Regions from separate parts of the Homo sapiens genome. Here all the other regions are linked to region 3. Evidence: chromatin contacts called from ENCODE Hi-C or POLR2A ChIA-PET data. All regions are on one chromosome and are shown on one strand. The core of a region is the stretch at or near the end of the contact, and the rest is flanking DNA. Distances in the headings are between cores, read along the strand shown. Region 1 holds the start of DISP2 (dispatched RND transporter family member 2). Region 2 holds the start of RTF1 (RTF1 homolog, Paf1/RNA polymerase II complex component). Region 3 holds the start of RHOV (ras homolog family member V).

Evidence for each region. A loop is a pair of places that touch in the nucleus more often than their neighbours do. ChIA-PET counts read pairs that join two places held with the same protein, here RNA polymerase II (POLR2A). Pooled maps may share reads with other maps.
Region 1: a loop to region 3 is called in a pooled map, with 3 times the contacts of the local background. The contact joins the promoter of DISP2 here to the promoter of RHOV in region 3. A Hi-C loop is called at or near these places in 1 of 168 maps with a recorded cell type or tissue (K562) and 1 of 50 pooled maps. POLR2A ChIA-PET finds 5 or more read pairs at or near these places in 2 of 52 experiments (A673 and PC-9).
Region 2: a loop to region 3 is called in a pooled map, with 5 times the contacts of the local background. The contact joins the promoter of RTF1 here to the promoter of RHOV in region 3. A Hi-C loop is called at or near these places in 2 of 50 pooled maps. POLR2A ChIA-PET finds 5 or more read pairs at or near these places in 4 of 52 experiments (AG04450, HEK293, WTC11 and 1 more).

The regions. Positions count from the first base shown.
Region 1 is chr15:40,355,971-40,359,697 of GRCh38, forward strand. DISP2 (dispatched RND transporter family member 2) reads left to right here and starts at 2,249. Exons shown (of 8, transcript NM_033510.3): 1 at 2,249-2,470. The coding sequence starts at 2,352. It overlaps PHGR1 (proline, histidine and glycine rich 1), which reads left to right. Exons shown (of 4, transcript NM_001145643.2): 4 at 103-464. The coding sequence ends at 333. RefSeq lists a silencer at 2,170-2,429.
Region 2 is chr15:41,414,783-41,418,446 of GRCh38, forward strand. RTF1 (RTF1 homolog, Paf1/RNA polymerase II complex component) reads left to right here and starts at 2,313. Exons shown (of 18, transcript NM_015138.5): 1 at 2,313-2,531. The coding sequence starts at 2,334. RefSeq lists an enhancer at 2,043-2,142 and a silencer at 2,203-2,792.
Region 3 is chr15:40,872,653-40,876,457 of GRCh38, forward strand. RHOV (ras homolog family member V) reads right to left here and starts at 1,582. Exons shown (of 3, transcript NM_133639.4): 1 at 1,280-1,582; 2 at 1,032-1,090; 3 at 1-849. The coding sequence starts at 1,487. The coding sequence ends at 406. It overlaps LOC124903475 (a long non-coding RNA gene), which reads left to right and starts at 1,090. Exons shown (of 2, transcript XR_007064600.1): 1 at 1,090-1,271; 2 at 1,658-1,936. RefSeq lists a silencer at 1,117-1,636.

The DNA.
Region 1 (3,727 bases), core at 999-3,498, 520 kb before region 3:
GAAATCCTGAGTCCCCCAGGGAAGTGGAGTGAGGGAGAGCTGATCTCAGGTAAGCTTAGCCCTGACCTCTGACTCTGACATTGTTCATTTGACTTTCCACAGGGGCACTGCCACTGTGGGGGGCATGGCCATCCTCCAGGTCACTGCGGGCCACCCCCTGGCCATGGCCCAGGGCCCTGCGGGCCACCCCCCCACCATGGTCCAGGGCCCTGCGGGCCACCCCCTGGCCATGGCCCAGGGCCCTGCGGGCCACCCCCCCACCATGGTCCAGGGCCCTGCGGGCCTCCCCCTGGCCATGGCCCAGGTCACCCACCCCCTGGTCCACATCACTGAGGAAGTAGAAGAAAACAGGACACAAGATGGCAAGCCTGAGAGAATTGCCCAGCTGACCTGGAATGAGGCCTAAACCACAATCTTCTCTTCCTAATAAACAGCCTCCTAGAGGCCACATTCTATTCTTTAAAGAGCCTGTCTTCCTTCATATCCAACCTGGCTGTCAGAGGACCCAGTTGTCTCCAAGCTCCCTAGTTGTGAAGATGGGGCAACCATCCTGGCATTCTCAGAAGCTTAATGCCATGGTGCTCACTATAAATGGCTGTGTAAGGTCACCTCTCCTTTCCTTTTCACTCCTGTGCCCTCCCATCGAGGAACTTCAAGTGTGGCCTCATTACCTCTATGCCATCCTGTACATCCAGATCTGGTGGGCCTTCCAAGGTTGCAGCTTGCATGCCTCACTCTACAGACCAGAAGCCTCCCTCCAATCCAGATGGTTTCTCACCATTCCCTTAAAATACACTGAACTTTCCAGCCCCCTTACCTTTGTTTGCACAGGTAAGGAAGAATGCCCCCACCCCAGGTCAGGAAGGCCTTCCCTCTCTCCTACCTCCACATTTCAAAGCCCACCCTTTCTTCCAAGCCAGCTGAAGCCCCACCATCTCCAAGAAGCCTTCTCTAAGGCCTATTAGGAAGAAAGAGGTCCTTCCTTTTTGCATACTGTCCCCTTCTCAACCACCTCATGGGCCTCACCATATCTTGCCTATTGGCAGCAATTTATGGGCTGGCCCTTTATCTCTCCAACCAAACTATAAGCTATTCAGGGCAGACCCAACACTTCTACACCTCTAGATTCTTCCACCCCATTTCTTATGACCTGTGTCTTACACGGACTGGCATTGGCACACATTTTAGGGATACCTATAGTCCAAGTGTTCCTGACTCTCTCCTCAGCCCCATGTCTTCAACCAAGGCCTCTCCCTGCACAAGTAACCAGGCCCTGAACAGCCTGCTTGCTGTAAAACCCTTTCTGCCTAGTCAAATCCCACATCCAGGATCCTCTCCACTCCCAGCCCCCCAGGCTTCTCACACTGCCAATATCTATTCTAGTTCTAGACCCCTTAGCCAGGCCTGTCCACAGTCCATCATACCCAAATGTGCTCTACTCACAGCTACTCCCTGGTGGGGGAGGTGGCACTGGAGTCAGTGGCTATTGGGCACCTCCCAGTGCCCTGGAGTCAGTGGCTATTGGGCACCTCCCAGGCTGAGGTGGGGTGGGGGGGCAGCGGTGACTATAAAAAAGGATCTGGGATCACTCAATATACCCTTATAACAAACCTGCACATGTGCCCCTGAATCAAAAATTAACCTTAGCTTACTGTGATTTGTTTGCTTTATAAACCTTTTAAATTTTAAAAAAGAAAGAGAAGGAGCTGGGGATGATCTGAGCGCCTCTCTTCTTCCCCCACCTCCTTCACCAGACTGCGCACTTGAGTAACGGAGTCAGGGCTCCGCATCTAAGGGGTGCACACCCAGGTCCAAGTCGAAGTCCAGAAGGATGGGAAGAAAGACCCAACCTGATGCCTCGCCCCACTGGGGAGGGGAGGAGGGCGCTGAGCGAGCCGGGAACCTCGCAGGCCTGAAGCCGCCCGCCTCGACCCGGGGCGTCCAGCGTGGTGAAGTGCGGGCGTGGAGCTCGCCCTCTATCCGGCTGGAAGGGTCTGCGTTTTGATTTGTGAGGATCTCTGCATGTGTCGCGCTCTCTGGTTCCTTACGGGAAGGCCGAGGCCGCTAGGAAGGGTTGCACGGCCGGACTCCTAACAGCGGCTCTCTGGCCTGGCGGGAGCAGAGGGGCGCTCACATCCGCAGCCCCGGGATCTTAGAGACAGAGCGCTCCGCTCCGGCAGCGGCGCCGCGCCCATTGGCTGGGCTCCTCCTCGCCCCGCCCAGCGACCGGCCCGCTCAGAGCCTACGCATGCGCACGAGCACCCCGCCGCCGCTGCCGCCGCCACCGCCGCCGCCGCCGCCGCCGCCGCGGCTTCAGCACCAGCGCCCGGACAGCGGTGCCGCCCACGGGCATGGACGGTGACAGCAGCAGCAGCAGCGGCGGCAGCGGTCCGGCTCCCGGCCCGGGTCCGGAAGGGGAGCAACGGCCCGAGGGGGAGCCCTTGGCCCCAGACGGCGGCTCCCCGGACAGGTAGGGCGGACAGCTCCGCAGATCCGTATCACAGACCCTCCCAGACCCTCCCCGCCCCAGGTATCCCCAGTAGCCGCCATATGTTGCCCCATTCATTCCCCAGACCCTCCCGGAGCCCCTTCCCGGGGTCGCCAAGCTCCAGGCCCCCCTCGCCACGCCCTCATCCTGCCGGGTCAATTTCCTCGCTCCCTGACACCCCCTAGTGTCAGCCCCCATCGCCCTCCCCGCTTAGGGAACCTGCCCCACCCACGGCTCCTACCCCTCCTCTCAGGCCAGGACTCCCTGGCTCCTCCGGCCCCTCCTTCTAGGCCCTGCCCCTGCGTCTTCTCCGGAAGCCCCAAGCCCGCAGTAACCTCAGTCCGGGTTTCAGCGTGCCAGTGTGCATGAAGGTGTGCGTGAATCGCGGATGGGAGGCTCGCCAAGGCGGGTGTCCTGGGGAAGGCAGACATTCGGCAGGCACGTCAGGGACTGTCTTTGTCACCATCAGTCGCTTGCCTGCCCTGCATGACCCCCAGCTGTGCACGTGTGGGTTCCAGTCCCTGCATGTGGCAGCCACACTGGCTGGAGCCGCTAAGATGGGAAGGATTTGGTGCTCAGGCTGCTGGCCTGTACCACCCCTGGAGGAGCCCCATACTGGTGGGACAGGAGGGACACCTTCCTGCTGAGGGCCCAGATCTCAGCACCTCTCTTCTCCCTTCCTCCACCATATGTGTGAGGGAACAGCCCAGCTAGGTAGCAATATGGCGCAATTTCTGTGCCCTGCCTGGCTCTGCCGCCCCCAGAATCCCTCCTCTGACATGACACTGCCTCTTTCCTGCCTGGACTGAAATAAAAGGCATTCCTTGATAGCAATAGCAGAAGTGGACACATCGTCTCCAGAATACCCCAGTTAAAATGTACATTCTGTACCCCAGAGGGGGAGAAAGCCCCACAAGTAGAGAGAAATGCTTTCTTCCCTTTATTGTTAACACATTAGCCTGGATAGATTTAGCCACTCTTCAGTCTGAAAGTCACAAAGCCTTCAAGAAGGTGAGACACAGGATGGGTGTATTCACCAGTCCAGGGACCTGCCTGGGACTATGGCCTGATCAAAGATGGGGCAGTGACAGGACAGAGCGAGGACCTGGGGCCAGAAGCATCCCTAGAAGGGGCAGGAGAGTCATTTGCTGTCTCAGATATCTTGCCAAGGATCAGCCATGTCCAGTCTCATTTCCCCTGGGCACAGGATCCACTTGCTCTCTTCCAGAAACTCCCTGG
Region 2 (3,664 bases), core at 1,063-3,562, 540 kb after region 3:
AATTTTTGTATTTTTAGTAGAAACGGGGTTTCACTGTCTTGGCCAAGTTGGTCTTGAGCTCCTGACCTCGTGATCCACCTGCCTCAGCCTCCCAAAGTGCTGGGGTTACAGGAAAGAGCCACTGCACCCGGTCCAGATTATTATTATTATTATTATTATTATTTTTGAGAAAGAGTCACGTCTGTTGCCAGGCTGGAGTGCAGTGGTACGATTTCGTCTCACTGCAGCCTCCGCCTTCAGGTTCAAGTGATTCTCCTGCCTCAGCCTCCCAAGTAGCTGGGATTACAGGAACACGCCACTATGCCCGGCTAATTTTTGTATTTTTAGTAGAGACAGGGTTTTACCATGTTGGTCAGGCTGGTCTCGATTTCCTGACCTTGTGATCCCCCTGCCTCAGCCTCCCAAAGTTGGGATTACAGGCGTGAGCCACTGTGCCCGGCCTAATTTTTGTATTTTTAGTAGAGATGGGGTTTTGCCATGTTGGCCAGGCAGGTCTTGAACTCCTGCCCTCAGGTGATCGGCCCTCTTCAGCTTCCCAAAGTGCTGGGATTACATGTGTGAGCCACCACGCCCGGCCCCTACTTTATATTCCTAATCACTAAAGGAAATAACTTCTGGAGCTGACCTTTTTATCAGCTGACCTCAAACTTAAGTATAAAAACTTATTTCCTATACACACCAGTTCCCAAAACCTTCTTCTCTCCTCTTGTATTTCATTTTTTTGATGAAGGGCTCACCTGCCACTAGCTTCCTAAGCTAGAATCTGAACATCAATAGGTATCTGGGAGCACTCCTTCCCTTACCCCTATCCCAAATCCTGGGGATTCTACGTTCCAAATTATCCAGAGTCCATCCACTTCTTTCCATTCCCACAGCTTCGTCCTTAGGTCAGGACACCATCATCTCTTGCCAAGAAGACAACAACAATCCAAGCGATCTCCCTGCCCTTAGTCCATTCGCCATACTGCGGTCAGAGTAATCTTTGAAAAACACAAATCAGGCCTGGGTGCAGTGGCTCATGCCTATAATCCCAGCACTTTGGGAGGCTGAGGCGGGCGGATCACCGGAGGCCAGGAGTTTGAGACCAGCCTGGCCAACATGCTGAAACCCCATCTCTACTGAAAATACAAAAATTAGCAGGGCGTGGTGAAGGGCGTCTGTAATGCCATCTATTCCGGAGGTTGAGGCTGGAGAATCGCTTGAACCCAGGCGGCAGAAGTTGCAGTGAGCCAAGATCGCGCCATTGCACTCCAGCCTGGGCGACAAGAACGAAACTCCGTCTCAAAAAAAAAAAAAAAAAAAAAATTAGCCGGGCGTGGTGGCAGGAGCCTGTAATCCCAGCTACTCAGGAGGCTGAGGCAGGAGAATCGCTTGAACCTGGGAAGCGGAGTTGCAGTGAGCTGCCACTGCACTCCAGGCCGGGCAACAAGAGCGACTCCGTCTCCAAAACAAACGAACAAACAAACAAACAAACAAAAAAACACCACCACAAATCAGGCTGGGCACGGTAGCTCACGCCTGTAATCCCAGCACTTTGGGAGGCCAAGGCAGGAGGATCCCTTGGGCCCAGGGGTTCGAGACCAGCCTGGGCAATATAGGGAGGCCCCGTCTCTACTAAAACACAAAACCACACACAAATCAAATCATGTGGTTCTTCAGTTTAAAATCTTTCAATACTCAAGTTCAAACTCCCTAATTCAGCTTACTTATTAGGATCTGAGTGAGGCAGTCGCCGTGTCCTTCTCCAGCCTGGTCTGTCGCCTATCCCCACCCACAATCTCTGCTCTGGCCATAACTAACTTCAGTTCTCCGAACCTAACTTTATTATCGCCGGGCCATTTTGCCTACGCTGTTCTCTGCATGCAACACTCTACTCTCCTTTTGGGTAATTCAGATGCATTCTCCAGGTCCCAGCTCAGCTGTCATTCGCACAGCCCGGGTCGGCAGTCTCCAGCCCCCAACCGGTGTCCACCGCGTGGTCCAGGCGACTTATGTCTTCCAGGCCGTCGGCCCCTTAAGTACACGCCATCAGTGTTGGACAGCTTGAAAGTAGGTAGACACGTGAGCCCCCTCAGAGAGAACCTGGATCCTTGCGGCTCCAGCCCCCGATAGGAAGAGAGCCCACCAAACTTCGGCTCCGCAGCAGAGATACAGCCAAGGACTCCAGGGCAGTCGCGGGTAAAGCCACCACCACTCTCTGCCGGGAACCAGCGACGGGGGAAGGCCCCGCCTCTCACGCTGCGTCGGGGGCGGGGCAGGGCGGGGCACCCGGCGACCTGCGAACGGCGTGCGGCGAGCAGGGGGCGGGGCCAGGGGGGCGGAGCGGAGCGCGCATGCGCGGTCGCCTTTGTGTGGGTCGAGCAGCGGCGGCGGCGGCGGCAGTGGCGGTCCCACTGGCAGGCGGGCAAGAGGGGAGTCCGGGCGGCGGCCGGCGTGGGAGCCGGGGGACCACCATGGTAAAGAAGCGGAAAGGCCGCGTCGTGATCGACTCGGACACAGAGGACAGCGGCAGCGACGAGAACCTGGATCAGGTGAGGGCAGGCCGCGGAGGCGCGGGCCGGCGGAGCCAGAGGGCTGTCGGGGCCGCGGGAGCCGGAGACGGCCGGGCCTGGAGCCTTCCTACCAGAGCGCCCAGCTCGCCCCGTGCCCTGGGCACCACTACAGCCCCTTTCCCGTCTTCCTGGAGTGTGCGGGGCCTTGGAGACCGGCCCGGGCCTGGAGACGGAGCCCCGAGGACTTGGCGCCTTGGGCGGGGAGGCGGGGCAGGGACCGGGCCGTTGGGCCTCGGGCTCGGGGGTAGCGAAAGGGGCCGCGATCTTCCGGGGCCAGATCGGGGCGGCGGGCTGTAGTCCAGGAGATCCGGGCTGGGAGAGATAGGAAGTATCGCCCGCCAACCTGGGAGGCTGGGAGGTTTTGGAGGAGGTGCAAGGGTGCGCGTCGAGCAGTTGGGGGCGAGGGCCAAGAAGATCCGGACTCTGGAAGATGGAAGTTTTTCGGACAAGGGATGTGGACAGAGGAAGGACACTCGTAAATGTTCCTAGGAGCCTCTGCCATGCTTGCCAAGGATGACTTAGCTGTGGGCACGAGTTTATTTGGCGACTAGGGTCGTTTGTGTTTGAGAAGGGCCCTTGTTGAGGTGTCAGACCCAAAAAAACACTCTTGGGTGGAGGAAAGAGGGCAGATACTGGAAGAAATAGAGAACTATGTAGGGCGACATGGAGGGACTGTGCATAGCCCAGGCCTCCTCTTGGCCCTTTCACGCAGCATCCCAGAATTCTTTCTTACTTGAAGACTGCAGGAAGCACTGAAAGTAACTTTTGGCCTCAGTGTCTTGGGGTTGAACTGTTTATATACTCTAGAAAACATTGTAGGGAGGAATCTGCTCTTTGTAGCAGTGCTCTAGTGATACCAGGCGATACAAAGATGGTCTCCTTTCTGTTTAATGAGCAAATGATGTAAAGAAAGAATATGCAAGAGATAGTAGCTTTTGAGTAGAAAGAGTATTGAACTTGGAGTCTGAAAATTTGAATTCTAGGCTGGGCTTATGCTATTTTCTAGCTATATATCTTTGGTCTTAAATGTAAAATGAAAATGTAACATCAGCCTTGTGTATCTAATTGGTTTATTGTAAAGATCAAGTGTTTGTAAAAATTGATGGCAGTGC
Region 3 (3,805 bases), core at 332-2,831:
TCCAGCCCTCCATAATGCCAAGCGTTCCCCAAGCTCTTTCTCACCCCTGTGCCAAGGAAGGGTCCTAATTCAGCCAGGCTGACCTGAGGGCCCAGGACAAGAAACTGGGTTCCCAAACTGCTCGGAGGTGACTGACCCTGTTAGGACCATCCCATGAAAATCAAAGTGCCAGGTTTTTTTCTGTGAGCTTTGACTGGAGAAATCCAAATCAGAGCCTTCCCTCCTAGGCTCACCCAGGCATATCAGAGTGGGCAGTTAGAGGCCCATGTCCCCCGAGTGTTCAGAAGGGAACTGAGTCCTATGAGGTGGCCAGGCCCTGCCAGTAGCTGCCGCAAAGGCCCGGGTGCCCCAGGTCTCAGAAGTCTTTGGCCTCCTGCCTACTACTTGCTATGCAGCCATAGCTGCTCAAACGAAGCAGAAGAACTTCTTCCAGCGGCAGCGGGAGAGGGTGCGCACACCTTTGGCATTCAGTTTCTTCTCCAGCCGGGCTTTGTGCTCAATGGCACTGAGAATAGCCGAGTCAAATACTTCCTTCAAGTTCTTCTGCGTCAAGGCTGAGCACTCAAGGTAGCAGCAGGCTCGGATCTTCTCGGCCAGACCCTGAGCCTGGGGTTGGGGCACGGGGCCCTCCCGGCCCCCCTGGTCCAGCTGAATTAGTACGTTGACATCGTCCCTCAGGTCGGCCTGGGTGCCCACCAGCAGCACAGGCGCCTGGGGGTTGTGCGTGCGGATCTCGGGCAGCCATTTCTCTGTGATGTTTTGAAAGGAGCTGGGCTGCACCACGCTGAAGCACGCCAGGAAGACATCGGTATCCGGGTAGCAAAGGGAACGAAGTCGGTCAAAATCCTCCTGGGGTGGGAAGGCCAGGTGGTAAGGATTAGCCCCCCGACACATGGAATCCATTTCTCACCCGGGGCTGGAAACCTGAGACTCCAAGAGCCCAAGGCTTTCTCCATTTGCTCCATATGGGGTCCTCCCAGCCTCCAGCCCATCTCCCCGCAGACCAGTAGAGGCCGCGCCCAGCTTCTCACCTGTCCCGCTGTGTCCCAGAGCTCAATGCGCACCGGAGCTCCATCCACCAGGACTTGCACTGCAGGGGCGGGGCGGGGAGAGCCTGAGTTAGGAAGAGCGTCCTGGGCCGCACCAGCGCCACCTCGGGGCCTGCTCCAGTCTCCTCCCCGGGGTCCTCTGCGCCCTCCCGCCGAGACGCCCGCCCCAGCTCCCCGGTGCACAGCCCCGCCGCAGCCACGCGGCCGCACGGGCGATTGAACGTACGTACCAGAGAAGGTGTCCAGCGCAGTGGGCCGGTAGCGCGCGGGGTACCCATTGCAGGTGTAGCTGACGATGAGGCTGCTCTTGCCCACGGCGCCGTCGCCCACCAGCACGCACTTGATGCCCAGCTCTGGGGGCGCGCTACGCCGCCGCGGGGGAGGGGTCGGGGCCCGGAGCGGGGGCGGCTCGGCCTCGCTCAGCTCCCGCGGCGGCATGGCCCGCTCCGGGGGCAGCAGAGGGGCCAGCCCGGGTCTCGGCTTCGCTGCGCTCGGTGAAGCAGGTCCCGCTGGCTGCCTCTGACTGAATGGGTCCAGGCTGGGCGAGTCGGCCCAGCGCTACCAGCGGGTTTGTGTAGGGCCCCGCCCATCTCATCTACATGTTTCAGGCGGCCCCGGACCCCACCCATCGGCGAAGATCTCCCGCGGCCAGGCACCCTGCGAGGCCAGGCGAGGAGGAGGAAAACCCCGGGAGGAGGAAAGGCAGGCAGAAAGCTGGAGCTCCAAGAGTCACGCAGGTACAAGGACAAAGAATCGTCAAATGAGAATACCAAGAAGAGATAGACATCCATGATTTATTGTTAGGAGGAAGAAGCAAGTTGCAGAACATATAATACAGTATGTTCAGGTTAAACAAGTGTGCAAATTAAACCTTGTTCAACTTACAAGAAACAACTCTATGCATATGTTTGCATGAGTATTAAAAAGTTGGGATAATTTTATTAATGAAAGAATTACTTTTTTAAATATTGAGGCTGAGAGCAGTGGCTCATGCCTGTAATTCCAGCGTTCTGGGAGGCTAAGCCAGGAGGATCACTTGACCCCAGGAGTTCAAGGTTACAGTGAGCTATAATAGTGCCATTGCACTTCAGCATGTGTGACAGATCCTAAAAACAAACAAACAAACAAAAAACCTGTTGACCCCTGAACAAAGCGGGAATTATGGGCGAGAAACCCTGTGCAGTCAGCCGAAAATCCCTATATAACTTTTGACTACCCCAAAATTTAACTATTAATAGCCTGCTGTTGCTGGGCTCCGTGGCTCACGCCTGTAATCCCAGCACTTTGGGAGGCCGAGGTGGGTGGATCACCTGAGGTCAGGAGTTCGAGACCAGCCTGGCCAACATGGTGAAACCCCGTCTCTATTAAAAATACAAAAAATTAGCCAGGTGTGGTGGCGGGTGCCAGTAATCCTAGCTACTCAGGAGGCTGAGGCAGGAGAATCACTTGGACCTGGCAGGTGGAGGTTGCAGTGAGCCAAGATTGGGCCACTCCACTCCAGCCTGGGTGACAGAGCAAGACTCTCTCTTAAAAAACAAAAACAAAAAACCCCCCAAAAAAAGTAGCCAAGCATGGTGGTGTGCATCTGTAATCCCAGCTACTCGGAGGCTGAGGTGGGAGGATGGCTTGAACCTGGGAGGTGGAGGTTGCAGTGAGCTGAGATCATGCCATTGCACTCCAGCCTGGGCAACAGAGCCAGACTTTGTCTCAAAAATAAATAAATAAATAAATAAAAAATAGGCTGGGCGCAGTGGCTCACACCTGTAATCCCAGCATTTTGGGAGGCTGAGGCGGGCAGATCACATCACGAGGTCGGGAGATCCAGACCATCCTGGCTAACACGGTGAAACCCCGTCTCTACTAAAAATACAGAAAATTAGCCGGGCATGGTGGTGGGCGCCTGTAGTCCCAGCTACTCGGGAGGCTGAGGCAGGAGAATGGCGTGAACCCAGGAGGCGGAGCTTGAGTGGGCCGAGATTGCGCCACTGTACTCCAATCTGGGAGACGCAGCAAGACGCCATCTCAAAAAAAAAATAAAAATAAAAAAATAAAAAAGGCCGGGCGAGGTGGCTCACACCTGTAATCCCAGCTAATTTTTGTATTTTTAGTGGAGACGAGGTTTCACCATGTTGGCCAGGCTGGTCTTGAACTCTTGACCTCAGGTGATCCATCTGCCTCGGCCTCCCAAAGTGCTAGGATTACAGGTATGAGCCACCACGCCCAGGAGGCTTATCATATTTTCAAACTTTTTTCTTCTGACCTGTATCAGAAAGTTAGAATCATCGTAAAGGTCTGCACCCTTGTGGTCTCCAGTTGGGTAGGCTGAGGAGAAGGAGGAAAAGGAGTTGGTCTTGCTGCGTCAGGGGTGGCAGAGGTGGAGAAGGTGGAAGGGGAGGCAGGAAAGGCAGGCACACTTGGTATAACTTTTATCTATTTTTAGAGATGTGGTCTTGATCTGTTGCACAGTCTGGAGTGCAATGACGCGAGCATAGCTCACTGCAGCGTCCAAACTCCTGGCCTCAAGCAATCCCGCCCCAGCCTTCCAAGTAGCTGGGATTACAGGCATGCACCCCCAGGCCAGGCTACATTTTTTTAATTTTTTTTTTTTGTAGAGACAGTCTTGCTTTTTTGCCCAGGCTGGTCTTCAACTCCTGGCTTCAAGTGATCCTCAGGCCTCAGCCTCCCAAAGTGCTGGGATTAAAGGCATGACCCACCACACACGGCCCTCAGTGTAACTTTTATTGAAAAAATTCTGC